Regions from separate parts of the Homo sapiens genome. Here all the other regions are linked to region 1. A link is a loop called in an ENCODE intact Hi-C map of the cell type or tissue named here. Cell type or tissue: Calu3. All regions are shown on one strand.

Region 1 (8,000 bases):
TTAAAAGCTGTTTGTTTCTCCCCTGGGAGCTGCTTTTAATATTCATTCCTTCCTAGTCATCTCTATATACGCTGCTTAGGCAAACTCATTGTTTACTTACAGCGTAAAGACCCTCTCAAAAATCAGTATCTCCAGCTCATATCTTTCTTTAGGCTTACTTACAACCTCATATATCCCACTAGACATCTCCTTTAGAAGATTTTAGTATTTCTGGGCGATTTAGCATTTCAAGCTAAGAACTGCCTTTCCATCTTCAGCTACCATCCATTTCATCCCACCAAAAACTCTTCCTTTTCATACATTATGAATAGTCATTATCCAAAGCTCCCAAGCCAGAACCTCGGCATGATACTAAACTTCTCCTTCTCTCTAATCCTCTATTCTCCCAACCAAAGGCTAGCCAAGTCTATGAAACACATCTCTTAACTATCTCTCTCATATAGCCCACTATAATTGTCCTATTCAGACCCTCAACACATCTTTCTTGGACTGATATAATAGTCTCACAATTAGTATTCCTGCTTTAAGCTTCTTTTCTTCAGGATTACATGTTATATTGCCGTACATCACATCATAATAGTCCACTGTCTATATCTTTTACAATGGTCCTCTATTGCCTAAAATATAAGACTCCAAAGCCCTATGCATGGATAATACAATCCGCCTATCATGATATAGCTTCTGATACTTCTTCAGCCTAATTTCCCATCACATCCCATATTTTAGTGCGGGTTCCTTGAAGCTACCATTCACTTTATTCCACCTAATTTGTATCATGTGGTGTCCCCTCTACTAAAATGCTTTTCTTCTTCTAGCATACCTATTCCAAAGGACTCTTCATCTGTGGAGCATTCTTAACTCACCCACATGGGTCCTGTGAGATCATAATACCTCATACCTTTCTCTACTACCACGTTGGTCACATCTGTTTGCTTAGTAAACAAGTAACATGAATGAAGAAGGCCAGGAGTAAAAATATAGAGAGAAGTGAAGACTGGAAAACTGGAGAACATCTTTATCTTATTTGAAGTGGCCCATAACCCTTCAGCTCTACTTCATGGCAGGGACATTTTATTTTCTTCCATATAGACCTAATATTTTGCAAATAGTAAGTATCTAATACATGTTCGTAGAAGACATAAAAAGTTATTTTTTTCCTTTAATAATTAAGCTACTTTTTTCCTACTGAATGGGCATTACTCAGATTGCCTGCCAATGGTTCTTCAAGTGTGAGACCATCAGCATCACCTTGCAATGTGTTTGAAGTGCAAGTTCTTGGGCCCTACACCAGAACAACTGATTCGGAAACACAGAAATTCACCAAGCTGTGTTTTAACAAACACTTCAGGTCATTCTGATGCCCAAGAAGGTATGAAAACCATGGTCTAGGTTAATGAATGTTTAGCTAGAACTATAAAAATAAATTTTAAGTGAAAATAAATGTAAGAAATAACCTAAAATTTCTGAAGTATCTTATAGTAATTTTTAAAGTGTACTTTTTCATTTAATCTTATTAAGGATTAAAGGATATCCATTATCTTTGAAAAGATTAAAATTACACTTTCCAAATCAAAGAGGATTTTACTTTTACGCTTACTAAAATTTTGAATTTTTCTAAAAGCTTCAACTGAAGCTAAGCCTAACCACACAAAATATAGTTGATAATTTAGACAATTATCTAGCTAATTTAAACCATTAAAATTTTATTCATATGCTTTGGACTCAATACTCTAGATAATTGACACATAAAATACACATTTGCCTCAATAGCTACATTACTTCCTCAAATTTGTATCTCAGTTTTTAGACCTCAAGCTAAGGAACAAAGAAATTTTCCATAGAGCTGGTTTATAAGAGGGCTTTTACAGTGTTTTTACTATTCTCCACTGGAGCTGAAAGTCATTCTTTATTTTGAAGATGAAGAGCTGCAATAGTAATATAGTTTCCCATTCAGTAAGCATTACTATAGAAACAATCTCTTTTTCAGATTAATTTAGTTAAAGGTTTTATACTGTAACTAATGTTTACTATTCTCATGTATTTGGAAGTTTCCTCTTTTTAAAGATTAAATTTGACATAGAAAAAGGAAACATGGCATGGTTGCAAAAAAGAAATCTGAGGAAAATTTACTCAGAGTTGCAAAAAATTTTATGTCATGTGCCTCTCCCACCCCCCAGGATTTGAACATCGTATCTATTTCTAAGATCAAGAAAATTGCCAGTAGTTGAAAATGTTGCGGGAAGTCAGGGACCCCGAACGGAGGGACCGGCTGAAGCCATGGCAGAAGAACGTGGATTGTGAAGATTTCATGGACATTTATTAGTTCCTCAAATTAATACTTTTATAATTTCTTACGCCTGTCTTTACTGCAATCTCTGAACATAAATTGTGAAGATTTCATGGACACTTATCACTTCCCCAATCAATATCCTTGTGATTTCCTATGCCTGTCTTTACTTTAATCTCTTAATCCCATCATCTTCATAAGCTGAGGAGGATGTATGTCCGCTTAGGACGCTGTGATGATTGTGTTAACTGCACAAATTGTTTGTAGAGCATGTGTGTTTGAACAATATGAAATCTGGGTACCTTGAAGAAAGAACAGGATAACAACAATGTTCAGGGAACAAGAGAGATAACCTTAAACTCTGACCGCCGGTGAGCCAGGCGGAACAGAGCCATATTTCTCTTCTTTCAAAAGCAAATGGGAGAAATATCACTGAATTCTTTTTCTCAGCAAGGAACATCCCTGAGAAACAGAATGCATCCCTGAGTGTAGGCCTCTGAAATGGCTGCTTCGGGGGGGCGGCGTCTTTTATGGTCGAAGCTGTAGGGATGAAATAAGCCCCAGTCTCCCGTAGCGCTCCCAGGCTTATTAGGACGAGGAAATTCCCGTCTAATAAATTTTGGTCAGACCAGTTGTCTGCTCTCAAACCCTGTCTCCTGATAAGATGTTATCAATGACAATGAGTGCCCGAAACTTCACTAGCAATTTTAATTTCACCTCGGTCCTGTGGTCCTGTGATCTTGCCCTGCCTCCATTTGCCTTGTGATATCTTATTACCTTGTGAAGCATGTGATCTCTGTGACCCACACCCTATTCGTACACTCCCTGCCCTTCTGAAAATCACTAATAAAAACTTGCTGGTTTTACAGCTCAGGGGGCATCACGGAACCTGCCAACATGTGATGTCTCCCCTGGACACCCAGCTTTAAAATTTCTCTTTTGTACTCTGTCCCTTTATTTCTCAGACTGGCCGACACTTAGGGAAAATAGAAAAGAATCTATGTGAAATATTGGGGGTGAATTTCACCCGATATCTGGCTGAATTTCCCCCGATAGAGTAAAATACATTATTTATTCATTAACATGGATGTTAATGAATGCCCAAATTGGTATAACCACACCAGAGAGCCCCCATGTGAGTATCATTTGGAAGATTGTGTTACCTAGCAACACCCAATCAGGGACAGTCCCTATTCATACATACATACAGCATTTGGGTAATTGGTGTCTGTACCATTTGTGTTTGGAACAGTCCATCAAGAGAGTGTCTGTTTATGTGATGACTACATGATCATCCATGCTCAATTTTGGTTAAGATGTTATCACTTTCACAGGACTTGAATGGACTTTTTAATTTGACATTTACAAAATGAAGAAATCTATCAAAAAGAAAGTATGGGTATTGCATGCATTGATTTATTAAGCTGTTATTTTAAGCACATAGAAACTTAATTAGGTGTATATTATGCTGCTGTGTTTGCTTTCATTCCCAATCCCCTCTCACTGAGAGATTTTAACCCTAAGAGGCTGAAATCAGTCCACCATCTTGTCCTGTCTTCTGCCCTATCTCCCTTATCCAAATTCATGTTTCTGGCTTCTTTGCTCTTGTGATGACCCAGCCAGATCACAAGCAGTGTCCCTCAGATATTGTCAACATTTGCAAACATGTTTACGGGAATGCTGTTTTGCTGCTGCAGCTCCTGTAATTGTTCTCAAGCCTTGCTACAGCACTGACTTCCTCCAACCTCCACTTCCTGCCTTTAACTCATAACTTACAGATTCCAATTTGGTCCTATCCTCACTGCTTACTATAAGATCTTGCTTTTTCTTTGGTATCTAATACCCTAGGAAATGTCACAGGATTCTTAGTCTTTCATGGCATTACCGATCGGATCTGCTCCTTTAAAGAACCTCATATCTAGCTTCAAGTTTACTAGGTCAGTGGACTCCCTGGTGATCTTTTGTTATCACTGACACCAGGCCTGCGCTGGCTACAGTGGCCCATTTGTCACCCACTAATCAGGGTAGCCACTTGGCTAAAACTGAGTTCACATTGAATGATAATCTTTCCCGGTCTAGCTGCTATCTACATCATTCTTTGACAATATTCTGAGTTGTTCTACCAGCTCATAGGCAACGTCATATACCTTCCTACATATGTAGGAGTAGGAGTAGGAGAGACTCATGTCCTTGCAGGATCCCTCTATGAAAATTTTCTTCCTAAAAAGAAAAGGCAGCTATGTTAGTCATTATCTCTGTTTATCCCACCACATTTTTCTTCTCTCTCTGATTCAGGAGTAAAAGTCGTGTTTCTCTGCAAATCCAGGGTTATGTGGTTGGAGAAAATTCTCACACTGATTTTAAGGCTTCAAATTTAATGTCGGGCTTGTAAGTACTCTGACATTAGAAGGATACACAGATACCAATTCACACATCCTTATTTTGTGTGATAATAGCTGATTGTAGGCTTAATTCAGATCATAATTTTTCAGGCCAAAAGATGGCTATATTTCTCTCTCTGTACTGGACACTGTGGCCCTAAGCCCAGACATCTTCCTTAGGGCTGAGACAGCCCAGCTGCTGGAAATACCAGCTGTTCCAGGTACACTGCTGCCCCTCCCTGGAAATTGTAGTTTAAGGCAGGAAACTACCTTATCCAGCATTATGGCCTTTGCCGTGGTGTGGCTATAACCAGTGACTCGTAGATACAGGGATGCAAAGGCCAGGTACCCTGGCTTCAATTTGGCAGAATTCTGAAGGGGCTATCCCTGCATTTGAGCTCCAGGAGGACTGGCCGATGCTTCAGCTCCATTTGAAAATCAGTTTAACTTCCTCTTCTTAATCCTGTCTTTTTAATAGCCATAACCCATGAGAGTACTCCCTCAATAAGCCTTTTCACAATCTACTTTCAGGAATCCAATCTAAGATACCCTCCCACCACCCCAACCCTTTGTGAGGGGACAGATCTCTGCTTATGACCTTTACAACAAACCTTACTTTACTCCCCATACAGATCCTCTCCTATTTCATCATGGTGTCTAATTTGCTTGACTACTTGAACTTAAGTTTCCCTCTACTTTTCAGTCCATAATTCAACCTAGCAGAACCAAGCAGGAATAAAACTGCTTCTAATTATATTTAATTGGGTTTTTGCAGTAAAAATATGACATAATCAAGGTTCTAAGAATTTATAGAAATGATGAAAAATTGAGTGAAGGAGATGATTGGAAATTTGCAGTTGTATTGTGAGAAAAATCAATGATTGAAAGTAGATGGATAATTTTGCAGAGATTTTTTGTTTTTCCACAAGAAAATGATTGTTTCTAATATCCCTATATGTAGTCTTAAGTTAGAAGAATTGGTTGAAGTCAAAAGTGGGTGTCATAGTTTTCTTCCAAACTGTAATAGATGAGAATCAATTCACACAGGAAAGAAGTAGGGAGAGAGAGAGAGAGAGAGAAAGAGGGAGAGAATATAGTAGCAGCAGATGGATGAGGTCTTCTCAAACTGGAAAAGTTTAGTAAAGCCAATTTTTGAAGCCCCATTACCATAGGAAATAGGTTATAAATGTAGTTGTTATCATTGTAATTTTATGAGAAATGTGACTAGCACATATATGTAAGCAAATAAATTGAAAACTAAAAGGAATATCAAGAATCAACTAATCTTAGGGGATCTTAGGGGAGGTCAATGTTGAAGGGCTTTGGTGGGAGAAGGGTGAGTTAGTTATTCAACTTCTGAAATCATAAGCAAAATTGTGTGTATGCATTTATCTATATTTATTTCAAAGAGAAATCAGGATTTTCATTAGATTCTCATGTAGATATTTATGACCCAAGAAAACACCAAACCTTGGGTAAAACTAAAATTAATCACGGAAACTGCTGTTTTGTGCTAACCTGACGTGAATTTTCTGCATGAATTTGGCAAAATATTTAACATTTTTGCATGTATAGATTAAAGTGATAATTATAGACTTTTCACAGAGAAAGATGATGGGACTATCTATGTTTTCTTGGTTAAGAACCAAAAAGTTGTTAGTTACATATGCCAGGATTGATGAAGATGCAGCCTCTAAATTTATATTCAGCATCTTCACAAAAATGACATGTCCTGAGAAAGACATTATAGTAGTAGTTAATTATAACTACTATAATTATATTCATGCATATTAACAACTATATGCCTTCTTAGATGAAAAGGATGTGTTTAAACAAAATTATAATCATGTAAGCAGTTTACCAGTACTTGTAATTCTTTCTGGAAATGTGTAAAAGTATGTGCAAAACTTTATTCTGTTTCTCTTATTTCACATTTATTGAGCATTATAGTAAATAGGTTAAATAGTATCTATTTTAATTATTCAAGTTAGAAATCAAATATAATAAAATCTGAAGACTTAACTTACAAGGATGATTTTCAGTGTTAAGATCCATAACAGGATTACACTCATCTATGTTTTATATTTCATGCCTGAAAGTGCTAACATTGAGCAAAATTCTCAATGTGCATTCTTTCCGGATGAACTGCAGTTAGACAACTAAATCTGTAATGCAATATAACATGGTCCTATTAACCTAGTGATGCAGAAAAGACCATCTGTACCACACTGGATATGACTAAACTATAGGAATAAACTAAATGCCTATGTGGTAATTAATTTAAGAAAGCCAGTGAATTGTTTTTTAAAGGAGGAGTGTAAAGTAAATGATGAAAAATTAATAAAAGTAGTCATTGACTTTCAATGCATCGTAATAAGCTTGCAGAATTGATTTGTAAACTGCTTTAAAACTCAATTTCATGTGCATTAAAGACTAATCAAATGACTTCGATGCAGTTCACTGATTTTCAACTTGGCAATTACTTGAGCATATAAAAGTTATTAGTAGAGATATGTAAGAATGCTTGCAAAACAGTTGTCACGATGCACTGTTACTTAATCTTATTTGCGCAGATTGGTTACTCTTATCTTTGTCTTATTAATCCAGAGTTTAATGTTGAATGTACTCGTGGTTTGTCTGCACATTGTCATGTCTTTTACCATAGAGAGAAGTAGTAGAATGATGGTTACCAGAGGATAGGAAGGGTAGCAGGGTACGGGGTGGGGGATAAAGTGGGGATAGGTAATAGGCACCAAAATGTAGTTAGATACAAGGAATTAGATCTTGTGTTTGGTAGCACTTTAGAGCAACAATAGTTAACAATAATTTAACAAATATTTCAAAATAACTAAAAGAGTAGAATTGGAATGTTTCTGACACAAAAAATGATAAATGCTTGAGATGATGCATATCCCAATTACACTGATTTGATCATTACACAATGTATTCTTGCATCAAAATATCACATGCACTTCATAAATATGTACAACTCTATATCCATAATAATTAATAATAAAAATGTTTAGTTCTATTGCAATGATTTGTGTCACTATTAACTGCTAGACCACAAATGAAAGCTTATAATAATAAAGTGGCCTTCTTAAATTCTCAAATTTTCTGTAACAGGTGTTTTACATAAATTTCATCAATGAGTTAAATCAAGTAGAGAGGACGTGGTATAGAGTTCACCATTTTCCATGAACTATTGAGTTCTACTCAATCAACATTTTTTGTTAAATATCAGTCAGTACAATTCCAGGAGGTTAAGATTCTCTAATTATTATGGCCAAAGCAATTAAATATTCTAGTTTTCCTACAGTCAAAATTGAGCA
Region 2 (8,000 bases), 610 kb before region 1:
TCACTTATTCATTATTAAGTGCTTATTATGTGCCAGGCAAGTGCTGCGCTAAAACCTTGAAGCTGCAAAGATTTTACTGCCTCTACTATATCCTCCACCACCACAACTAATGAAACTGTTGCTGCTGCTGTTGCTAAGAAAAATGATAATAAAGATGAAGGCAATGATTACTAACATTCGTTGAGTGCTTACTTTCTCTCAGGCATTGTGCTAAGTGCTTTACTCATATAATCCTTCGAGCAAATATAGGAAGTAACTACTATTATTATTTTTGTTCCATTGTTGAGAAAACTGAAGCTTGTTGTCCAGCATCACATTGCTCATAGCTAACACATCTAGGGTTAGGTATCACAGCTGGGGTTAAGCAAGTCATCTGGGAGGACTGCAAGCAGTCCAGCTCCAGAGCTACTTATGATAGAGGGAGCATCTCTGCCCTCTAGGAGCTCACAATATGGAGCAGGAGAACAGTACATGACTGGATGTGATGTGTCAATTATAATTTTTAAATTAAGTGCAGTGAATGCACAAAGACTGACATGCTGAGTGGTCTTCTAGAGAAGTTATGGAGTCTTCATAGAGCAGGTAAATTATGACATAAGTCTAATAGGAGTTCTTAGCTTATTTTTTATATAGTACCTTTTGTAGTCTGATAAACTTTTCACAGACAATATTTTTAAATGCATGAAATAAAATACACAGAAAACTATATGGAAATATAGATATTTATAAAATAAAATTTTTATGTAGAAATAATTGTTTCTTCATTAATGCATTAAATAACAAGATCTCGTGATGACTCTAATAATTTTCCTAACTCAAAAAAGTAATGAACCTAAATGTTTTTGCTATATCTACAAAAACTGTGACCTGTTATGAAAATACCTAATTTCTGTTGGTGACAAAGTCATAGCTTCTGCTGATGATACAGAGGCTTGCAGCCTACAGATAATTTTTAAATATACCCTAAATTTCAGTTAGAGGGTAGCAAAAGTAAACATATATTTTTTCCCTTCCCCATTCAAAAATATATTGAATTATATTCATGGTCTATCTGAGGTCCATGGGCCTCAGGATAAGAACCCATGGAAAAATGAGGAGGCATTTATGACATGAACAAAGAAGGTATAACCTGCCATGCTGATGTGGAAAATGCCACTTTAAGGGTTATCTTAAGTTTAATCACAAAGTCCACACTTAACGAATAAGCAACAGATTATTACTTTCACACTATGAACTGTAAGAACAGCCTGCTGAGAAGCACCATTAATTAAGACTGAACATTAGGCAGGTTTGCTCTACAAATTTTGTTCCTCTTTCACTACATCCAACTTAGAATTTACATGATCTTTCCAGCACTATCCTGCTGATTTCAGTGTCTTAGTAGTTTTATTTTTAAGGTAAACATTTGGTTCAATGTAAACATAGTTTCTACTTAGGTAGCATCCAGAGTAGGGGTAAGTAAACCCAACATGTACTCATCAAAGTAGTCCCCAGTCACACCGGGACCAGCATTTTGGCAGATGACTGAGTGGGAGGATTCAGTGACTATCCAATTTGGGGCCTAGGAAACATATTAGAAGGGCTGATAGAAGATAAGAATGAAGAAAGGAAGGGGTTCTTGGTCACTCTTTGAAGGTAGGGTGGCCATTGGAATGTACTGGACATCACTGAAACAGAATGTTCACATACTTGCTTTCCATCCAGCCCACTGCTGCCAGGCTTCAGTGTGTGCTGGGAAGTTTCTCATAGCACATGCAAAGGCTCCAAGTAGTTCATTAAAGCTTCTCACCTCTTCCTTGCTCACCCTCATCTTTGGAGGTGTAAATTAGAGAGGCAGATGTACAATCTGGGAAGTTTTCCAGCTATATATTTAGAACATGGAATGTTCAGCACTGTGGGCGTTGAGCAGAGTTTTTCAGTCTGTCACACACCCAGACTCAGTGCCAAGGAAACCCCCCAAATGGCCCTTGAGTGCTTGGTTCTAGAACAAAATAGCAACCCCTCAAAGGACAGGCCACATTTTGCATATTATTTTTATTGTATAATAAATAACTGTATAATATATTGGGGGAAAAAAGGTTTCCTATTGAAGTCTGGGAAGCTCTAAGTAATCTGGCCAGATGATATCTATTAGGAGAAATATTAAAGGGTTCCTTTATTGTAATTGGTAGAAAATCGCCCCAAGAAAAACACTGGATACCAGAAGGCTGAAATAGCATAAGAGTATACTTACTTATATTTGAAAAGTACTTTCCAGCTTGAAAAGTGCTTTAATATATTTTATTTCATATTATCCTTACAAAATTTGGTAGAAAATCAGACTCAGATTGAGTAGGTCTGTCAATGTCATGAAGATATGTCATGGTAAACTTAGGTCTCAAGCTCTTCATTCAAGAAACTACTCAATAACTACCATTTGTTAAGAGAATACACGGGGAAAAAAATAGAACTCTACAATCACCAAATTTTCTCCACTATTTCCCAAATAAAAGAATCATCTGAGAAATAGAAATAGTCAAGTATGAATGGAGATTAAGGGAAGCCTCATCAAGAAAAATTGTTCCTATGGGTGGTTTTAATGCATAGAGATCTGCATAAGTGAGTTGCTTTAGTCTTTGCTACTCTAAAATTATCTGGTCTTCTTTTACTCTAAATTGTAGAGTTAGGCTCCACTGATAGAAAAAAAGAGCTCTCTTTTTTAAATTCCTCAATCAGATAATTCTGAGATGATTTCTGCATGGCTTTTCAGAAGCTCACAATAGGAATGAGGGCCAATTGCTTCCTGTGATGACCATTGCAAGAATCCACCCTTTTAATTATCTTCCTTTCTTTCCATTTTCGCTCTTTCTCATCTCTTTCTTCTCTTCTCTGAGGTCAGTTCCAAAATAAGCCAGTTGTATACAGCTTTTGTTTCAAGCTCTGCTTTGTAGGGAAAGCCTATGTTAAAAACACAGGGAACTATAGGTCTTTGTTTTATGTAACCTAAATTTCTCTGTTGCTCTATGTTTTTTAAAAAATGATGTTACTTCATACTATGAACTCCAAACATTAATGGTTGAACCAAAACACCTTAAGAAAAAAGTGAACGCCATATGCTTCCAACTTTGAAGGAAGCTGGAGTCAATGTAGCCCGTTTAAATGGCTCACAATACATACCACAAAGTTTCAAGACCATATTCAAGTGTTATGTTCTGCCCATCTCCCATAATTAGAGCTCTGAGCAGAAAAAAAAAAATGAAAACACCTTCTGCCCTGCAAGTTTTCCCAGCATAGATTCAGCCTTAAGGCAGATTTCCTTTCAATTTTGTAGGCCCCCAACTGAGGACTCTACTAATATGCTCTATTCTATTTTTATCAAAAAATTCAGCTTGCCTTTCTTAGCATGATCCATTCCAAGTGAATGTGCTTGGAATTCCTAGTCTCTTGACTTTTCTCTGGTAGCAGAACACATGTAAGCATTGTTCCTGACAGCCACATTGCCACAGGCACCTCCTTATCTCACATTCTGCATTCAAGAAGAAATGCCTTCTGCCCACTTTACTGGTCCATTCTGCATTGGCTTTGGGAAAGATGACCACAGTGCTTCCAATGAACTGAATGCTTCTAACTTAATCTAAGGAAAAAGTAAATTTCCAAATTCCTCATTCTATATTTAAATAATGACCAGTTAACTGACATTTTTCAAAAATGTAGTAAAAAGTCATATGATTGACTTGCATTGTGACATTATTTACAAAAATTTGGGGAGGCAGTCATTTAGCTGCTGCCTCCATTCATCTGCTGCTGAGGAAATAACTGTGGCAAAGTTTTTATTTTAAACATGATACCAATCTGTGTGAAGTGCACAAAAGCATTGGCTGTTGTATTTTGTTGTCTACTATTAAGCCTCATTTAAATTGTTTAAGTTCAGCATAAGGACATTCTATTTTAATTCCATGGTTGAACTCAAGAACACAAATAAATATCTGATAAACATGGTGTGCTACTGCAAAGACCCAATATTTGATATATTTTAAAAATTAGACAAGCATGAAATAATTATGATTAGATGATCATTTTTAGGTGTTTCCACATGTCAGAAGTAAATAAAACCACTCTTCCTCTTATTTTTTAATGACGTGAAATGACAGGTTTTGTGGATTATATTTAGGTCAGGTATAACCGTATATACTATTTCCGTTTAAACACAAATTATTTTGAAAAAATTTTGCTGTTCTTTAAAGTGACCACTAGATGGTATGCAAATACTCTTTCTTCAGTTCTGGTTCTACTGTTTTTAGATTTTTAGAACATGAGATGTACCTTGTGTATGTGATGTTCTGATTTAACTTTGTTCTTGTCCTTGCAATGGGGAATAGGAGGAGGAGACATTGCTTAGATTAGGTATTTTTAATTAAGTATAGTCAACACTACAGAAACAATTTTATTTCCCTACATGTTGAAGATGATATTTTGACTTTTTAAATTTTACATTTTTCATACCATTTTCCCAGTATACTCAAGAATTAGTTATTAAACAATAACATTTAAAAATTGGCTGCAATTAGCTAATGTATTTCAAACTTAGAAGTTCTCTTGACTTGAATAACTAAAAATATTTTACATTAAGTGTTTTAAAAATTGCTTAGACGTTTAAAAAACTACATGATTACCAAATATAAATGCCACCTCTACTCTGCCAAAAAAAAGTAAATAAATAAAGATAAATGTTTTGTATGTAAACTAGCGAATACTTTTAATAGCTAAAAGTAATTCCCAAGTTAGCCTATTTAAATATATGTATTTTCATATATGTGAAAATGTTCAATGTCCCTCTGTCTAACTGAAATTTTGATTTTTTTCTTTTTTGAGAGGGAGTCTCACTCTGTCACCCAGGCTGGAGTGCAGTTGCGCAATCTTGGCTCACTGCAACCTCTGCCTCCCTGGTTCAAGTGATTCTCCTGCCTCACCCTCCTGAGTAGCTGGGATTATAGGCACCTGCCACCATGCCCAGCTTATTTTTGTATTTTTAGTAGAGATGGAGTTTCATCATATTGGCCAGGTTGGTCTCCAGCTCTTGACCTCAAGTGATCCATCTATCTTGGCCTTCCGAAGTGTTGGGATTACAGGTGTGAGCCACCAGGCCCAGCCTGAAATTTTGATTTCTTTTCCCTAACTAATGAATGAAACTAATGGGTTATGTCTTAATCCATTTAGTGCTGCTATAATGGAATACAAGACACTGGGTAATTTACAATGAATAGAAATTGATTTGACTCATGATTATTGAGGATTGGAAGTCCAAGATTGAAGGTCTGACATCTAGTGAGGTCTTTCTTGCTGTGACATAACATGGTAGAAGGTATCACATGTATGAGAGGGAGTGTGAGAGAGGGTCAATCTCACTTTTATAATAAACCCACCCCTTGGAGAATGACATTAATCCATTCATGAGAGCAGGGCCCTCATGACCTAATCACCTCTTAAAGTTTCCGCTTCTCAACATTGCTGCACTGGAAATTAAATTTCCAACACATTTTGGGGACACATTCAAAACATAGCAAATTACTATTTCCCATGAGGTAATGCCATCCACTGTTGTACAGTAGTCTCCCCTATCCATAGGGAATATGTTCCAAGAGCCCACAGGGATACCTGAAACCACGAACAGTACCAAACTCTATATATTCTATGATTTTTCAATCTGATTATCCTCAGCCACTAAGTGACTAACAGGTGGGTAGCATATACAGTATAGATAGGCTGAGCAAAGGGATGATTCACGTCTTGGATGAGATGGAGTGGGTTGGTGTGGGGATTTCATCACAGTACTCAGAACAGTGCACAATTGAAAACATGAATTTTTTATTTCCGGAATTTTTTACCTCTAATTTTTGGACCACAGTTAACTGCAGGTAACTGACAGCATGAAAAGCAAAACTGTGGCTGAAGAGAGACTACTGTATAGCAAATCGATGGTGAGCCCAAGTCATTCCAAAACCAACTGCTATCTGAAGTATCATGCAACACTACCTCCGATAATTAGACAGTTTATATCCATCATTCTCACTGTATTATTCCTCCTGTAAAGCAGAAGTTTTGGGCAGCAGTTACCTGCCTATGGTCTCAGTCTATGGCCTCCCGTTGGCAGCAGTCATGCTCCTGTCATTCTTCTGCATGAGGGTTAATAAAATATCAGCAAAGCATAGCAGGGAAAGTGAAGATGACATGGATGGTCACAGGTATCCCTGACTCAAGTGCGTATGCATTAAGTGAACAATATCCTTCAATATGCAATATACTTATATGTATTAGTGCAGTTTCAGGGACAAAAACACCATATTTAGTTACATTATTTAGCTGTTTATATAAGCACATATGCCTATACAACTATACACAACTATATATGTATCCACACTATAAATGTAAAAGGTAACTTACATACATAATTAGATAAATAGTAAGGAAACTCCTTAAATCCTAAATTATCTAAATTTTCCCTATTACCCATTCTCAGGTAATTGAGACTTCAGCAGCAGCCTGAACTTCATGTTCATCTACGTGATTCCTCTTTTTACCACATTTGTTCTAAATCCTTGGCCTTATAATTTCATACTTGCTTTCTGTTCTTGTTCGGGGTCACAAAGTAATCTCAGAAGGAGATAGACAAACGTGGATTTCTCACCTTACAGAGACCAACTCAATGGTAGTCCTCCTGCTTGCGAATTTATTGCTGAATCCCCCAGAATAATTCTATCCATATAATTTCCAGCTTCTCTTATTCCACACACATACACTATTTATTTATGAGCTCACCTTTGGCTTCATTGAAAAGATGGAATGTCTTGGATTTATTCTTCTTAACCTGATATTTTATTTTCTGAAAAAATAATTGCAAGGGAAGGTGTGCTGATCTTTATAACCCATAATCAAGTAACTTTTCATCCCATCATTTCCTGACACCTGAGAGCTTTGCTCTGTATTGTTTATGTTGAGCCACTCCTAACTTAATACATCGTATTTTTTTTATCTTAATACACAACAACCAGAAAACAAACTCCAAAGAATCCTTCCTTTTCTCTGCTAGACTTGCCCCTGGTTATCAACTTTTGTCTTTTATTTCACTGAAAACATGTCAATATTCCAGCATTTTTCTTCCCATTTTTTATCAACTATGACTTCTGCAATTTTACACCTGACACCCCTCTTCTAAAAAATGCTGGTTTTAAATTTCCAGCACTCCATTTATAGCCACCTCTCCTGGCACTTTGACTGGACCTCTGGTCTCTTAGTTTGTTGACCAAGCTTTCCTTTGTGAACCTCTCTTGTGGTGTGGACTGTATGGATCACTATCTTCATGTTCCTCCAATCATTTTGATACCATGTTTATTTTAGGTCTCTTGCATTTCCATTTTCTTCCTAATTGTAGATATTTCTCAGCTCTCATTGCATTACTGAACCTTTGCTTTTCCATTTATTTTCCACTTATTTACTTATTCATTCACCCATTCCTTTTATACAGCTATCAGTTTATCCATACCACCACTAAATATGCCATATTGTATTGGGATATGGCTCTACAGGGTAAAGATCGCTATAGAAGAGCTGAGTGGCAAGTGTTGAAAGAATGCTAACATTGGGAAATAACCATTTGACAACAACATACAATTGTATATATAAACCATATAATCATAACAAAGATTAGTTCAGGCAAGAATCATCAATGGACATTAACTCTAGAAGGAAATTTTGGTGAGGTACAAGATATTCGCAGTGTCTTAAAATGTCTCCTAACATATTGGTTAACAGTTGCAAAGGAAATTATAGGGATCACAGAATACAGAAATTAAACATCACTTTGGGTGATAAAATCAACATCAGAAAATGAGACATTGTCTCCCTGCATGCATTATGCCCTGATAAAATATCACTTAAGCATTTGGACTTCAGCTTCCTCATCAATGAATTGAAGATGTGTCTTGTGAATTCAAGAACACAGCTTGGTGCCTAGATTATAGAAA
Region 3 (8,000 bases), 370 kb before region 1:
ACAAGAGTCACATTTAGGATTCAAAGATGCAAATACAGGGAAAGTAAAAAGATACAAAAAAGTATATGATGCAGCAACAATCAAAAGATAGCTGTGATGGCTACACTAATAACATACCAAAGAGACTTGCAAACAGAGAATAATGCTAGAGATAAAGAGAGTAAAGAAAAAGGATTAATCCATTAGAAATATGAAACAATTATAAACATATGTGCACCTCAAAACTGAGCCCAAAAATACATAAAGCAAAAACTGACAGAATTTAAAAATTGATAATTCAACAATCATCAATTGATAACAATTGAGAAATTGATAATTCAATAATAATAGTTGGAAACCTTAATACTCCACTTTTAATAATAGATAGAACATTTAAGCAGAAGATAAATAGGGAAATATGGTCTTTGTTATTACAAAGCTTGCACTTTAACTAAATGTGAAGAAACAGCTGTCTGAATATAACCTGGGTCCTTAATCAAATAATCCAAGTTTCAAAGTTAAGAAAGCCTGAATAAATGTGTTTTTAGAGTTGGTTCTAAACAAAACTGAGGTAATTTTTCTTTCTGCCATAGTTGAATTTGACCAAAGTGTAAACGCTTTATGATGGTCATAAAATATTTCAAATTGTTTTGATGTTTGAAGAGATGCATGCATCTTCCCATGTTGTCTTTGGTCTTTAAAAAAATAACAATAGTGGCCTGGCATGGCTGCTCACGTCTGTAATCCCAGCACTTTGGGAGGCTGAGGTGGGTGGATCATGAGGTCAAGAGATTGAGACCATCCTGGCAAATATGGTGAAACCCTGTCTCTACTAAAAATACAAAAATTAGCTGGGCATGATGGTGCACGCGTGTAGTCCCAGCTACTCGAGCGGCTGAGGCAGGAGAATCGCTTGAACCCAGGAGGCGGAGGTTGCAGTGAGCTGAGATCACACCACTGCACTCCAGCCTGGCAAAAATTAACAAAATTTTAAAAATGGTTTTTAAACAAAATTAAAACAAATAATAGCAACAGAATGAGCTATTCAGGCATATACTGACCACACAAACAATCAATATTACTTTGGGGCAATTTAATTAAATGAGAACCATGCTAACATTTTCTCTCCTAATTATAATTCTTCTATAATGCTTATATAGCATAGTTATTTAAAAATTTAGTGAAAATTGGCCGGGCACAGTGGCTCATGCCTGTAATCCCAGCACTTTAGGAGGCCGAGGCAGGCAGATCGCTTGATGTCAAGAGTTCGAGAACAGCCTGGACAACATGGTGAAACCCTGTCCCTACCAAAAATACAAAAATTAGTTGGGCATAGGGGCGCACACCTGTAATCCCAGCTACTCGGGAGGCTGAGGGAGGAGGATTCGTTGAACCCGGCAGGCAGAGTTTGCAGTGAGCCAAGATTGCGCCATTGCACTCCAGCCTGGGCAACAAGAGCAAAACTCCATCTAAAAAGAAAAAAATAATTTAATGAAAATTATGCACTCTTTTAGTTAAAACACACACACACACACACACACACACACCCCTGAACACGAAATCTTCACATAATTTCAGAGTGAGCAGCAAACACTGAAGCCTACCCTTGGACTTCAGATTAAGAATCTAAAAGTTAAAACCATATAGAAATGAAACAGCTACTATGTATGATGTGAATTACCCTGCACACAAAGTCAGCTTTATAACTGAAGACAAGTGTTCTCAATTTTTATAAACTATACATAATACTTTACCTCTAAAGACAAATTTGGTTTTATTTCAAAATGATATTTTTATATTTACAAAAAAACTTTTCACAATTTTATTATGTAGAGATGAAGAAAAATTGCAGTTTTTCATCTTGAACTGTCAAGGCAGTTACTATCAAACGTATATGTTGGCCGGGCACAGTGGCGCACACCTGTAATCCCAGCACTCTGGGGGGCCAAGGCGGGTGGATCACGAGGTCAAGAGATCAAGACCACCCTGGCCAACATGGTGAAACCCCGTCTCTACTAAAAATACAAAAATTAGCTGGGCATGGTGGCGCACACCTGTAGTCCCAGCTACTCGGGAGGCTGAGGCAGGAGAATCGCTTGAACCCAGGAGGTGGAGGTTGTGGTGAGCCGAGATCATGCCACTGCACACCAGCCTGGTGACAGAGCAAGACTCCATCAAAAAAAAAAAAAAACACATTTGTTGCAAAAAACCCACAAAACTAGTATAATTTGTATACCCAATGATTGGAATATTCATAAATTTATAAAATATATGTGTGTGTACATGTTTGTGTATGTGTGCATATATAAAATACATAAATATATGTATAATATATACATATTATTATATATAATATATAAATATATGTATATATAATATATAAATATATGTATATATAATATATACATATATATATATTTACATATATAAAACCATGCTAGATTAGATGAGGTGGGGAAATAAATGCTGATTAAAACTAGAATTATCTTCTGTCTCTTGGAGCTTAAAATATAGTGATAGAAATAGATATTAATCAAAAGCTTGTTCAAATAATAACTGAATTGAAGAAGCATGATGCTATAAGAAGAACCTATAATGGGGAAACTTGACATAATCTGAGAATTCAAGAACGACATCCTTTTGAAAAGAAAAGTAGCAATTCAGCTGTGATACGAAAAATAGAGAAGCTACATAGGTGAATGGGGAAGGAAAACATATTTCACAAGAAGCAAATTATCATATGAATATTATATGGCTGGAAGAAATATGAAACTGAAATGTTTCCTATATTACATATATTCCCTGCTCTCTCATATACATATGTTCATGTTATACGTATTTCTTCTCTCTTGTGTGTATGAGTATACATATGCACACACATAGATGTATGTGTGTATACATATACATATATGTATACTTATATAAGTATAAAATTTCTAGACTTTAAAAAATACCAGTAAATACTTGGCTTTATCATGATGTAAAGAATTAGATAAGTAGAGCAGCTAGAAATTATCGGATACTTAAGCTAAAAACAGATACATATATATATATATGCACTGCATATATAAGTATAACACTGTATGTATATAACACTGATGTGTTATTAATTATTAGTATCCCTTTTATTCTCAAAAGTGTGTATGTTTAGACAATGAATGGCGTGGCCACCTACACATCTTCTGAGCATGTGGGAACCTTTACAAGCCTGAGTCTTTTATTGCCAAGATTCTTTTTAGCTATGAGTGTTATTGCAATCGTTTTGATAATCAGCAATTTCTGGCTATTTCTCTTTCCTTTTAAATTCAAAAGTGGTTTATTCTTTTGAATACTGTGCTTGCATTCATTGCAAATATGTTCATTGATGGTGATTCTACTGTCTAAAGAGGAGTAAACTACCCTGTCATGTTTTTTCATGTGTTCATACACGCATTTCTTGCATATATTGTCAATTGACATTTCATATATTAAATGACCATCCTCTTATTAACAAACTGGACCTTAGTGATTCATTCAGTGATATCCTGAATCCTATTTATTTATTTATTTTGCCATTTCATACTAAAATGTGAGAAATTACATGGTAACCTTGTGTGTTGTCTCACTGCCACCTGGTGGCAAGAGTGTAGAAAAGGCAGCAAAGCAAAGATGGATGACTGACCAAGTGAAAGTCATTTCCCATAGCGTGCAAATCACATTACCCAGACTTCTTTCAAACACCTCGGGGAAGCATTTTTCATATCTATGTCTTGGCTCTTTCAATAAACTATAGGGAAAGCCCTAAAAATTACAAGAAATGAAATTATCAATGATTAATCAGTATATCGTTAGCGAGGAAAATGTGAAAATAGTGAGATGCTAAAAAGATCTGCTTAATTATCGAAGTATAACTTTGAAATGCTTTAAGAATTTTTTTTAATTTTATGGATAGACTTTCTTTAAAACTGTCATTATCTGTGGCTTTAATCTTGTCAATTAAAGGAAATCAAGCAGACTAATCTTCGAAAATATAATAAATAAATTTTCGCTATCAAATAGATATGACTCATGACCTCACTTCTGGTTTAAGTGATTTTTCAAACTAAAATCTCCAAGACAGAAGTATCTGTTTCTAGCTTAAGTGTCTGGTTTTTATTTCTAGCTACTCTATTTATATAATTCTCTACATCATGATACAGCCAAGTATTTTTCAAAGTCTAGAAATTTTATTGTATCCTCTCAAATAATACGTATTTAAGAAAATAATAATGCTGAATATCACTTTCACTCTTGCTGTTCAAGTTTTTCTAATTCATTATGCATTTAGTGAATGAATCTCATGGAATAACAGTGCTGACTTCTGTCATCTACTTTTTCTATTTGAGGGATTTCTCATTTCAGGCTTCCAGGTATGTCAAAGTTATGCATATGTGTCTATTTAAGTTATCTTATTTAAGTTATTCATATATATTATAATGTATTTCTACACTGGAACTAGTTGAGTCCATGTGTATATATTTAGTATCAAATTAGTGCTTTACATTTATACTAAGTTTCTTCATATGTTATACTGCATCTGGCTCTCAAAAAAATATTGTGAAGAAAGAAGGGAGGAAAACAGGACTAATTATTCCTATCTCATGAATAAGAAAATAAAAACAGAAATTGACTGAAGGAGGAGTAATTGAACCTAAGAATTCTGGTTCCAACACCAGCACTTTTTTCACTACATCACAACAATGGGACAATCCTTTCTTTCTTTTTGAATGTCCACCAAAATCTCACACACTTAAGGGAATTTGGCATACTTCTAAACACACACTCCCAAGGTGGTGTGATAGAGTGAAGAAGCCTCACCTTCAGTTTTACTAGGTGTGTGGCATGGCCTCAGCTGAAAAATTAGAATTATAACACATTTCTCTTCAGTTTCATAAGAAGATTAGAGTTAATTTATGCAAAGCTCCTAGCACAATTCTGGAATATTGTAGATGTTAAAAATAGCTATTATCATTAAAGAGAAAACATGAAGCTAACAAGATTATTGTGGATCATCAGACTTAGGCTGAAGATAGGTCTTCTTTGATAAACTAAACTGGCATTTCAATACCTGAAATGTACTGCTAGATATTACTCCTACATTGTAAGGTTACCCCATAGTTCTGTTTGATGCCTAGCAATGACTATTTTGCTGCCATACTAACACTGACTGGTAAGAATGCATAAATGTTATCAATGATTGCAAAGCTACTTCACTTATCTAGAGCCACATATGGTTAGTTAGTTTGTCCTAACTAACCCTGTCCATGAGGGCCTATCTTATTCCTAGCACTGTGCAAGAGAGGTTTCATAAACAGGGAAATAAAAGCCACAACCATACCAAAATGAATATATCTAGCTAATATAGGAGAAAAGAAATTGCACATACAACAAATAAAAATTCAACCTTACATAATCATATAAATATGGGGTGTGTGTATGTGTGCACATATGTGTGTATGTGTGTGTGTGTTTTAATGAAACAAAGCATAAATGCCCTGATCATACAAGCAAAAAAAATGCTATGTAACCCATATCTCTACAGACAAGTAAAGTGAGTGGGTTTGGCCAGGACTCAGAAGTGAGAAGACACTGCTATGTGCCAAGAGAATCTAACCATTTCAGTGTCTAAGAAAAGCATGTTAGAGAGGACAATAAATGGCCTGGAGAGAAAAACAGGAAGTGTCACCTAGTAACCACTTTACAGTAGCATGATGAGGCCAAAATGTCCTCAAGATAGCAATGCCTTATGCAAAAATATGGGAAAGAGGCTTGGAAGAAAAGGCCGCTATGCTGGGAGACAACGTTTTAGAAGAAAGGTTTCAGAGTAAAAAGAAGCACGTACCTCACAGATGTAAAAGAATCTTATAAAAATAAGTAAAAGTCGTTTTTGAAAATCTAGGCACAGTTTAATATAATGAAAATAAACTATATATTTCTATGCAAATAACAAAATGGTATATATTTTATTCAGTACATTTATAACTCTCATAAACAGATATAACTAACTTTAAGCAAATATATAGAATTTACAAGAAATAATTTTGGAGATGTCTTTTTTTAACAAAATAAATCACTGAGTATTTCCTCTACAAAGAAGATTCCACTTATGCATTTAAGTTATGATTTAATTTTTAAAAGATGATAAACAACTAGGGTTATGGTCTACAGTAAATGGTATAGCATAGTCTTAGGCAGGAAAAGTATAATAAAATAAAACTGTACACTCAGACTGTGGTTTTAAGTATCACAGAAATTCAAGTATTATAATGGATAGTCTATAAGTTAAGCAAGGAAATTGACTTACTAAAAAGAGAATATAATGTATCTCAAGGATAATAGAAAAATGAATAAAGTGAAAAGATTCAGTCTTTAGGAACCTGAGTCATCAAATATTGAATTTTCGAACTATGACTCTTCTATGGTTCCACAATAAAGAGATGGGAGTACTCAGTTCTTACTCAAAATTGATTTTCACAGAAAAACAAACCACCAGAAGATTGAATGGTGATTTCTATAGTCTAGTTATAGTGAACAAAACATTCAGACAGGAAGTGAACAAATCTGTGAGAAAAAAGGACACCTAATTGTAACACCCCAGAACTACTTGAAGAATGACAGAATGTACAACTAAAAATTAACTCATAGAATAGCTGTATGACTGTAATGAATGGTTCATATTTTTAAGGACAAAGCGTGCATGTATGTATGTGTGTGCATTTCTTCTATAACTGTGATTTTCTGCCTTGGCTTCACATTATAATCACGGGTCACTTGAGAAGCTTTTTATAAAGAGAGATGTTTGTGCCTTGTTCTAAAACAATTAATTTGAGTATCTGGAAGTAGGACGTGGCCATTTTTTAAAAGTTCTCCAGATGAAAACATGGTGCAGCCACAATTAACGATCACCAATATTCACAATAATTAACACTAAATCAGCCTATATGTGCCAGGTACTCTTTACGTGATTCATTAATATTCTCTCTTTTAATCCTCATAACAACGCTATTGAGCTAGTATGCTTTATTTCCATTTACAAATGAGCAAACTGACATTTTAGAGAGGTTAAGTAACTTTCTAAAGTTACGGTGATTGGAAAAGAGAAAAAAAGGGATTATCTGATTTTAGGAGCTCGCAGTCTACTTCTATTACCAAATCTACAAATTCATTCAATTATTCTTTCAACTGTTCATTTATTGCACAATCATGTATTGAGTACTTATCATGTAATAGAATTTGGAAATATAGACAAATAGAACGTGGCCTACATCTTTGGGGGAATTCATTCCTAGAATATTCCTAGCTTTTATGCCTGGAATGTAGCTGAGATGACTGGTGTCCTTATGCCTCTCTTGTATATTTTTCCCATCTGTATTTAGCAGCTCTTCAGATTGAAATTTTACAGCAGTTGTACAAAGGAATTTTAAACTGGTGTATGTGCTGCATTCTCTATTTGGACCTTGTAATTCCAAAACTACAGTGGGCTGGCCAATAGCTAATACAAAGTTGGGGTTTAATGCGTTAATTGCCCTTCCAAAAAAAGGATATTTGGTACCTGTCTCTTGGACATATTTGCTAACATTTATATCCACAGTACCTGGCACAGTTATTACCTAGCATATAATAAATAATAAATAATTTTATTTAATTGAAGTAAATCAAGTTGACTTGGAATTATACCTCGAGATACCAATCCGAGCTACTAAAAGATTCATAGTTTTAGATCTCTCCTTTTTTCTTTTAATAGGCTTAAACATTCTATTCCCAGACTTATGATAATGGTACTAGACTACTAGACCTAGGTATTCTGATGCATTTAAGTAACTCATTAAAATAATTTTATCTTTTAAATTCTTGATAGGTAAAGGCCTTATTTAGAAAAATGACATGCTTCTTTTATGTCCTCTGCTGGGATCTATTTAGTCTCCTGATTTGATCCACATTTGAAAATTTGCTGGGATGAGAGGCTTATGAGAGTGCCATGTACCCTCCTGAATCCTTCATTG
Region 4 (8,000 bases), 270 kb before region 1:
TAAAAATGTAAAAATACTGCCGTTGTACAAGACTTTCAGTAAAAAGACCTGGCAAATCCCCAGGTATTAGTGGGGATTTAAAATATGAAAAAGAAAAGCTTTCTTTTTTAACATAAATATTTCCCGTCTCTATTTAAATATTTACACTTAAATATTTAAGGTGCTGAAATCACGGCAGCAATAACAATTCTCACTTACATTCATTTTCTACAATGCTACATCTGGTTATTTTTCTATCCGGGTTTAAGTTCCTTCACCATAAGTCCTTCTTCCTTTTTTGGAAGGCTCAGTGGATGCCCTATGATCTGCCCCTGGAATACTCATTGTTTGTTGTGGTGGAAGGTTGATAAGAAATCTTTTATCTTATAAAAGATAAAATGTATATATTTATATTTTCTTGTATTCAACAGCTTTGAATTGGTGCACCCAATTCTGAGTAGCTCTGTGTGTGTGTGTGTGTGTGTGTGTATGTGTGTAAAACAAAGTACTTTATAATGCAAAGTCCCTTTCTTACACTTCCATAAGCACTGGTAAGACAGCAATACAGAAATACAGAAAAGACAAGTGTATAATTCATGATGCCCTGGACTTTCTAAGGCTTTGAAATGCGAACCAGGAACGCAAATTGTTTTACCAAAAATGAAAATGTCCTTTCGCATGACAGCAGTCTGTTCCAGTTGCACCTGTGTTTTGCTATGATTTGCAAATTGATTGGAATTTTGCCCTTGGTATTCTTTTAGCCTCAAAATGTTCTACAATTTGAAAAGTGTGGAGGGGAGCTTGATCATATATGTACTGTTAAATCTGATTTTAGATAAATTCTAATTTTATGAATATTGTTTTTTGAACAGGACAATTTGAGAAAATGAGGATTACTTATAAATATTTATAATGATCATGAAACAGTATTCTAAATATTAAAGATCTGAGTTGTAAAGATTGATATATTAATATTTACCTTATCTTTAAAAAATATTGCTTGATTATTACCTATGCTTCATGTGGTTCCACAAGGAATATATTACTGTTTTAACAAAGATGTATGCAGTTCGATAGTAAAATATTTTTGCAAAAATTTAAAGAAGAAATTTAAATTAAATAGAAAATTTAGGGAGAAAAAATTAAACACAATATAGGGACCATTCAGACCCCATCATTGCTATATTTGAGCATTGAATTTGGCATTGAATTTTTTCACAGATTAAGGAAAATGTAGAAAGGGCCAGTTAAAAAGGAGAAAACATCTTGTTTCTCAAGGGAAGCAAAGCTTTGCCTACTACTTAAAAAAATAAAATATATTTCTCAAGTGGGGCTTCCCACAGTGGGTTTTTGGTAATAGACACAAAACTGACCCTATTCAAACACTGCTCACCAAGAATATACTAGAATTAATCATAAATGGCCATTTAGAGTTTGTCTAGAAGTGTTGCACAGTAATTAGCCAATCCAAAATGTACAGTATGTGAGATGACACTGGATGTCTGGTCTTTTGCAGCAGATTTGTAATTGCTTTTTATTGTCTATCTCCCTTATTGAATTGGGAACTCTTTATAGGTGGGGGTCGCTTTTCATTCATAGTGTTGTGCCAAGTTTGCACTACGCACTTGATAAGGAAAAAAATTAGTGTAAAAATTGTTAAAGGTCTCTATCAGAACAGTCTAAGGGGCATTTCATGATAACTCAATCTTTTTAAGATACAGTTTTAAGGCAATATTTTAAAAAACATTTTGAAAGGTGGATTTATGAATACTGCTTCTTTTTAGAAGGTGACAGAATCAAACACAAACATGAGGTGTTCAATAAATATTGCTGACTATATTGATTTGAGCCAAAATTTCACCAATAATGCATTTGGACTGAGTGTGTAACTAATATTCTTGGATTAGGAAAACAAAGCTCTTAGAAAATGAATCCTAGAAGTTTGTTCAAGATTCTGTCACCTAATATGTAGAAAATGTATTGAAGATTTTGAAATATCTGTGTATAATTTTCTAAAATTCATGTGTATCTCCTAAGAATCCTACCATATTAATACCAGTTGTAATGTAGGTCAAAGATGTGGCAAATATTTTCTTATATGAATTTTTTTCAAAAGTATTAGCTCTGTAATTCTTTCAGAAATTCTCTGGGACGGCCAATTCACAAGGAATAAAATGTAAATTTTAAAAAGCCTTAGGGCAAACTACTTTCGTTTTCTTAAAATACTCTGCTTCTAGGAAGGATGCTTCTACTAAGGAAAACAGGAAAGTGGTATAAGTGATCTATAACTATGTATAGTTTACATGGGACACAGAAGGAGATAGATTTTTACCTTTGTTTTTCATTCACTGTAAGCAGATAAATGTATATTTACTTAAGGATGGCTTGAAGTCATGTTACAACTTCTATTACTATTCTTGTCATTGTCCACATTTTTCTTAATTTTATCAAGTGTGGAAAGAGAAAAACAGAAATAGTCTTCCTTTTAATTTAGAAATGGGCCACTATAAGCATACGCACAACTCAAAATTGCAGTTTCTTAATGTTATGCACTTGATTAATTTGTATGAATTCATGCCATATTTCTCTGAACTTTGCTGAATTGCCAGGTATATGGCTTGGCTTGTATCTCCAGTTATAAGCCTTGGTATAGTCACGCCTGACTAGGGCAGAATGGAGAACTTGCTTCTGGCTTACAGCCCTCCTAAGGGCACCATGCAGGTTAGTGCTGCCCATGATGCTCTGGTGTTTGGAGATCTGCACACACAACCTCATTACCCCACCTTTAACATCTATGTCACAGATCAAGGGTTTGCAAACCATGATCCATAAGCCAAAAGTAGTCCAAAGATGTATTTACTATAGTTATATTTCATTCTTAGAATTTTAAAATTTAAATGCCTTTGTGTCTGTATCCTGCTATAATTCTGGTCCAACCAGTCCTTGTTTTCTTATCCAGTCCATGACACTCATTGATAATAATAACTTGGTTCCCAAAGATATGTGAATTTTTCATTCCTATGACCACTCCTGTTTTCTGTCAAGTAATGTTAGATTTCTCTGTTTAAATATGAAATGTTGAAATCCTAAAAGCTATTAATAAACAGATCAGTTCTCCCAGGTGACTTGAGTGTTTTCAGCAAGAATTACCAATGCAATAATCCAGAGATATTAAACAAATGGCTGACTGCTCAAACATTGTTGGCTTGACAGAGCATCATGTTGAGAAGATTTCTGAGACGAAACCCAAATTCACAATGAAAGACTGCAGTCATTGGTGGCCATAAGACACGAGAGACAGGGGTTGTCAAACTTCTGTAGTCCCAGTAGATGAGGATTTACCAATTATGCCTTGCAACAAAGTGAGTTATGTACTTGTTGTATTGCCCCACCATCCTTCAACCAGATTGTACTTCTTCTAGATGGACCTGCATCTTAAATCTACGTATCCTTGTGACACTTATTTCAGAGCTTTACAAATGGAAGGTTATCCATATAATTGGAACTGTGCCAGATCAGAACAGGAGATGTTTTCTGAGACCCTCGCTTCTGCTGCAACATTACACAAAAAAGGGTTTAGAATTTAAAAAAAAAAACAAGATTAACCAAAAACAGGTTCTTAAAAAGTCCCAGGTATGGCCAACAAACAAATATGAATGCCACCTATTTTATTGTAGCTACATTTCTCTAGTTGCTGGTGCACAGGAGTTGTGATTACTTGTTCATATTTGCACCATGTTAAACATAATACAGAAGATGCTCCACATAGCTGCTGTTACTAAGGAAACACAGAGAGTGCCTGCCCTTTGAAATATTTTCCTGATAAGAAATGTGTAATGATATCACATATTTTGCACTGTTTAAGACAAGGTGGGTAGGGCATAACCATAGAGCAATTATATCACCTGAATTACGAGGAAAGAACCTCTAAACTAGCTATCGTTAGTGAAGTACGTAAGCACACTAAGCTTACCTGAGGCAGGTAGTTGAGCGTCTCACTACGTGCTGAACCCAACAGACACTGGTGCCTTCAGTTTCAATGAGCAGGTTTTTTTTTTACTTGGAAACGGTGTTTGTAAACAGTGTGGCTTGCAGTCTTTTTTTGTGCTGGGTTTCGTCCTGATCCCTTACATGCATTATCACATTCAATCTTGTCAAGAGACCTTTGAGTTTCAGATTGTGGAAGCCATTTTACAGATAAGAAAAATGAGGTCTATAGAAACTAAGTAAATTTCCCAGTGTCATGCAGTTGTTCAGTGGTAGACATGAAATTCAGACACAGGCCTCTGATTCCAGTTTCCATGCTGTTTCTTTGTAGTCATCCATTGTGTATGTAAACAACTTTTCATTTAAACAAGATGCAAATAATATTGGTATAAAACAAATGTATTCTAGAATTTCAACTTTCCTGCTCATTTGTTCCTTGAGCCTGGTTTTTCTTGTCTTCAGGTTTATATTTTAAGGTGACATCTTATACTGTGGTCTTCTTTGTTTACTTTTCTATTTCCCTTCACTTCACAGGAGTAAGATACCCAACATCGGACTGTAATTCTGTGTACATAGGATGTCCATGACCCTATTCTCCTAGATTTGTTTATAGGGAGAATACAGGATGCTTTCCTCTCTGAATGTAAAAATAGAACCAGTCAGAGCAAGGTGTTCACAAGTATCTTAAATTATTTATTGAATCCTAACTATGTGTACTCATATTTGGTATGTAGCTCAAGATAAGATGAAGAGAAATGGTCCTTGATTTCAAGAGAAGGTTTTCTTACATACTTCAGTATAATCAGAGGAGTCTTTGGTGTCAGAATCTGAATGCAGGCAAAGACCTCCTTTATAGCTTCAACATTCTTCTCATTTCACAGGATTGGAACTATAGATTTTCAAAGCTAATTGTCAGTGACTATCAAAGTACGGATCCTGAAGATGGGGCTCAAGAGCTGCTAGGAGTCAATGGGGAGTGCCCACAGGACAGACTTCACCATACTTTAACCAGAGAAGATACATTTGAATTGAATGTCCTTTAAAAAGAGGGTGTCCCTGAAATGGAAAAAAAAATTTGAACACCATTATAGCCTAGATTCCTCATTTGTTGCTGACCCTTCCTTCCATACCATTTTCTCTCCCCTTTCACCATAACACTCCCTGAAAGTATAAAGTCTTCAACAATTTTATTCCAATTTATCCGCTGAATTTGGTAATGATAAAAAAGATTTTAATAGCAATTGCATTGCCTAATTACTGAATCATAGAACATTAAATCATTGACAATACACAAGGCAAACCTCAATATACAATTAATTAATGAGTCTGCTTGTATCTATGAAATGAGATACCTAAAAATATAGATTTTGTGGATACTTATTCATTTTAAAGATATTAAAAACTAAAGCATATTCTTAACTACTGACCAACTGGTCAAATAGTTAAGACTGCAATGAATAGCTTGAAATTAAAAAAATGTAGTATAATTTCATTAGCTCTGATATGTATTTTACTCAAGGTCATGAATCAGAACTTTTAAAACTATTAAAATTGAAGGATATCAAGAAATATAATTGATGTGTTTCTATGCATATTAATAAGGTCATTTTTCCATGTCAAATTCTTCTGAGTCTTAAACTATGTTATAGTTTGAAGTTAGGCTTTTTTGGAAGGCATTGTCGTATATTACTAATGGGAATGCATAAATTATACAATAAAAATTGGCTTAGTAAGCCTAATTAATAGAGCAACTTCAGGTAATTCAATCAAGTAAAACTTGTCTGAGACTTTCTTTTACTATATGAGCAATAGGAATAGGTTTTAGAGTATAAGTGTCTTTAAGAACATGTATAAGAGAAAAAGAGAAAGAGTAAACATTAAAAGGACAGTGATTGTTAAATATTTGCAGAAGTTTTTCTGGTAGTTAATGTATAAGTACTAAGTGAATATACAGAAGCCACAGCTCTAATAGTTTCTCCAATGTTTTAGCATCTTTTTCTAGCCCAGGACTGAGTTGAGTTCTTTTTAGGAGAAAAGCGTTGATGCCATCTGCAGCACACCTATAGATCATAGGCAAGAACAAGAAGTAGATTGCATGCTCAGTTATCAGGTATACGATACATCTGAGTTAGTTCCTGGCATGTAAATGATCAACTCCCTCTTTCCCTTTCCTTTTCCTTTTCCTCTTCCTTCCTTCCTTCCTTCTCTCCCTCCTGCCCTTCCTTCCTTCCTTCTTTGTTTTCCTTTCATGTTTTGACTTTACTATCAAGTTCTAGCCAGTATGCAGACTATTTTTTTTAAGTTCTGAAAATATTCTTGCAAATTTCTAAATGAGAAACAGGTAAATTTTATTTATTTTTTTCAGCTTTCCTGAGGAATAATTGACAAGTAAATATTGTATATATTTAAGTTGTGAGATGTGATGTATTGATACATGTATACATTGTGAAGTAATCACCACAATCAATTAACATACCTACTACCTCACATAGTTACCTTTTTTTGTGGTGAGAACATTTAGGATCTATTCTCTTAGCAAATTTCAAGTACACAACACAACACTGTTAACAACAGTTCCATCCTGTACATTATATTTACATGTAAGGCAAAATGAACTCTAAGTTAAAAAATAAACAGAAAATAAAAAATAGATCTCCAGAGCTTTTCTCTCCTGAATAACTGAAACTTTCTACCATTTGACCAACATCACTCCATTCCTCCCAATCCCTGTTCCCTGGCAACCACTATTCTACTCTCTACTTCTATGAACTTGATTTTTTTTTAGATAATTATTACATTGAATCTGTAGATAGCTTTGAGTAGAATGGACATTTTAACAATATTAACTTTCCAATCCATGAATGTGGGATATCTTTCCATTTATCTGTGTTTTATAGTTTTCAGTATATAGATCTTTTTACCTCTTTGGTTAAATTTATTTCTAAATTTTGTTTATGTTATTATAAAATGAATTGATTTCTTAATCTTTTTTTTTAACTTTTATTTTAAGTTGAGGGGTACATGTGCAGGTTTGCTATATAGGTAAACTTGTTTCATCGGGGTTTATTGTACAAATTATTTCATCACCCAGGTATTAAGCCTAGTACACATTAGTAATTTTTGCTGATCCCCTCCCTCCTCCTACACCACACCCTCCAATAGGTCCCAGTGTGTGTTGTTCCCCTCTAGGTGTCCATGTGTTCCCATAATTTAGCTCCCACTTCTAAGTGAGAACATATGGTATTTAGTTTTCTGTCCCTGTGCTAGTTTGCTAAGGATAATGGCCTCCAGCTCCACCTATGTCCTTGCAACGTACGTGATCTCATTCCTTTTTATGGCTGCATAGTATTCCATGGTGTATATGTACCACATTGGGTAAATAATAAAATTAAGGCAGAATCAAAAAGTTGTTCAAAACTAGTAAGAACAAAGATACAACATACCAGAATCTCTGGGACACAGCTAAGGCAGTATTAAGAGGGAAATTTATAAGATTAAATTCCCATATCAAAAAGTTAGAAAGCTCTCAAGTTAACAACCTAACATCACAACTGAAAGAACTAGACAACTAAGAGCAAACAAATCCCAAGCTAGTAGACCACAAGAAATAACCAAAATCAGAGCTGAACTGAAGGAGATTGAGACACACACACACACACACACACACACACACACACACACACACACACCATTCAAAAGATCAACAAATCCAGGAGCTGGGTTTTTTTTGAAAAAAAAAAAAATAAGCTGCTTGTTAGACTAATAAAGAAGAAAAGAGAGAAGATTCAAATAAACGCAAAGGGGATCAGAAACAACAAAGGGGACATTACCACTGACCCTATAGAAATATAAACAACCACCAGATAATATTATAAACACCTCTATGCACATAAACTAGAAAATTTAGAAGAAATGGATAATTTCCTGGACACACATACACTCTAAGACTGAGCCAGGAAGAATTCGAATCCCTGAACAGACCAATAATAAGCTCTGAAATTGAGTCAGTATTAAATAGCTTACTAACCAAAAAA

What was found. Peaks named below come from ENCODE experiments on the same cell type or tissue, not always from the same donor. Only the 100,000 strongest peaks of a DNase experiment are listed, where the experiment ranks them.
Region 2: it touches region 1 in a loop (4-fold over the local background); 4 of 110 quality-filtered maps call a loop at or near these places.
Region 3: a loop joins it to region 1, with 4 times the contacts of the local background. A loop is called at or near these places in 3 of 110 quality-filtered maps.
Region 4: it touches region 1 in a loop (18-fold over the local background); 4 of 110 quality-filtered maps call a loop at or near these places.

Annotation. Positions count from the first base shown.
Region 1 is chr2:162,521,292-162,529,291 of GRCh38, reverse strand. All of the region lies in intron 3 of KCNH7 (potassium voltage-gated channel subfamily H member 7), which reads left to right. Among named protein-coding and RNA genes, the nearest start is that of GCA, 180 kb to the right of the region's middle. In Calu3, no CTCF peak of the experiment used is centred here; a DNase peak (open chromatin) is centred at 4,901.
Region 2 is chr2:163,129,289-163,137,288 of GRCh38, reverse strand. No RefSeq gene overlaps it. Among named protein-coding and RNA genes, the nearest start is that of KCNH7, 290 kb to the right of the region's middle. In Calu3, a CTCF peak has its summit at 4,215 (motif pointing right); no DNase peak of the experiment used is centred here.
Region 3 is chr2:162,886,489-162,894,488 of GRCh38, reverse strand. No RefSeq gene overlaps it. Among named protein-coding and RNA genes, the nearest start is that of KCNH7, 52 kb to the right of the region's middle. In Calu3, a CTCF peak has its summit at 3,613 (motif pointing left); a DNase peak (open chromatin) is centred at 3,598.
Region 4 is chr2:162,792,418-162,800,417 of GRCh38, reverse strand. The region is part of intron 2 of KCNH7 (potassium voltage-gated channel subfamily H member 7); the gene reads left to right. KCNH7-AS1 (KCNH7 antisense RNA 1) reads right to left here. Exons shown (of 5, transcript NR_110258.2): 5 at 2,446-5,022. Among named protein-coding and RNA genes, the nearest start is that of KCNH7-AS1, 27 kb to the right of the region's middle. In Calu3, no CTCF peak of the experiment used is centred here; no DNase peak of the experiment used is centred here.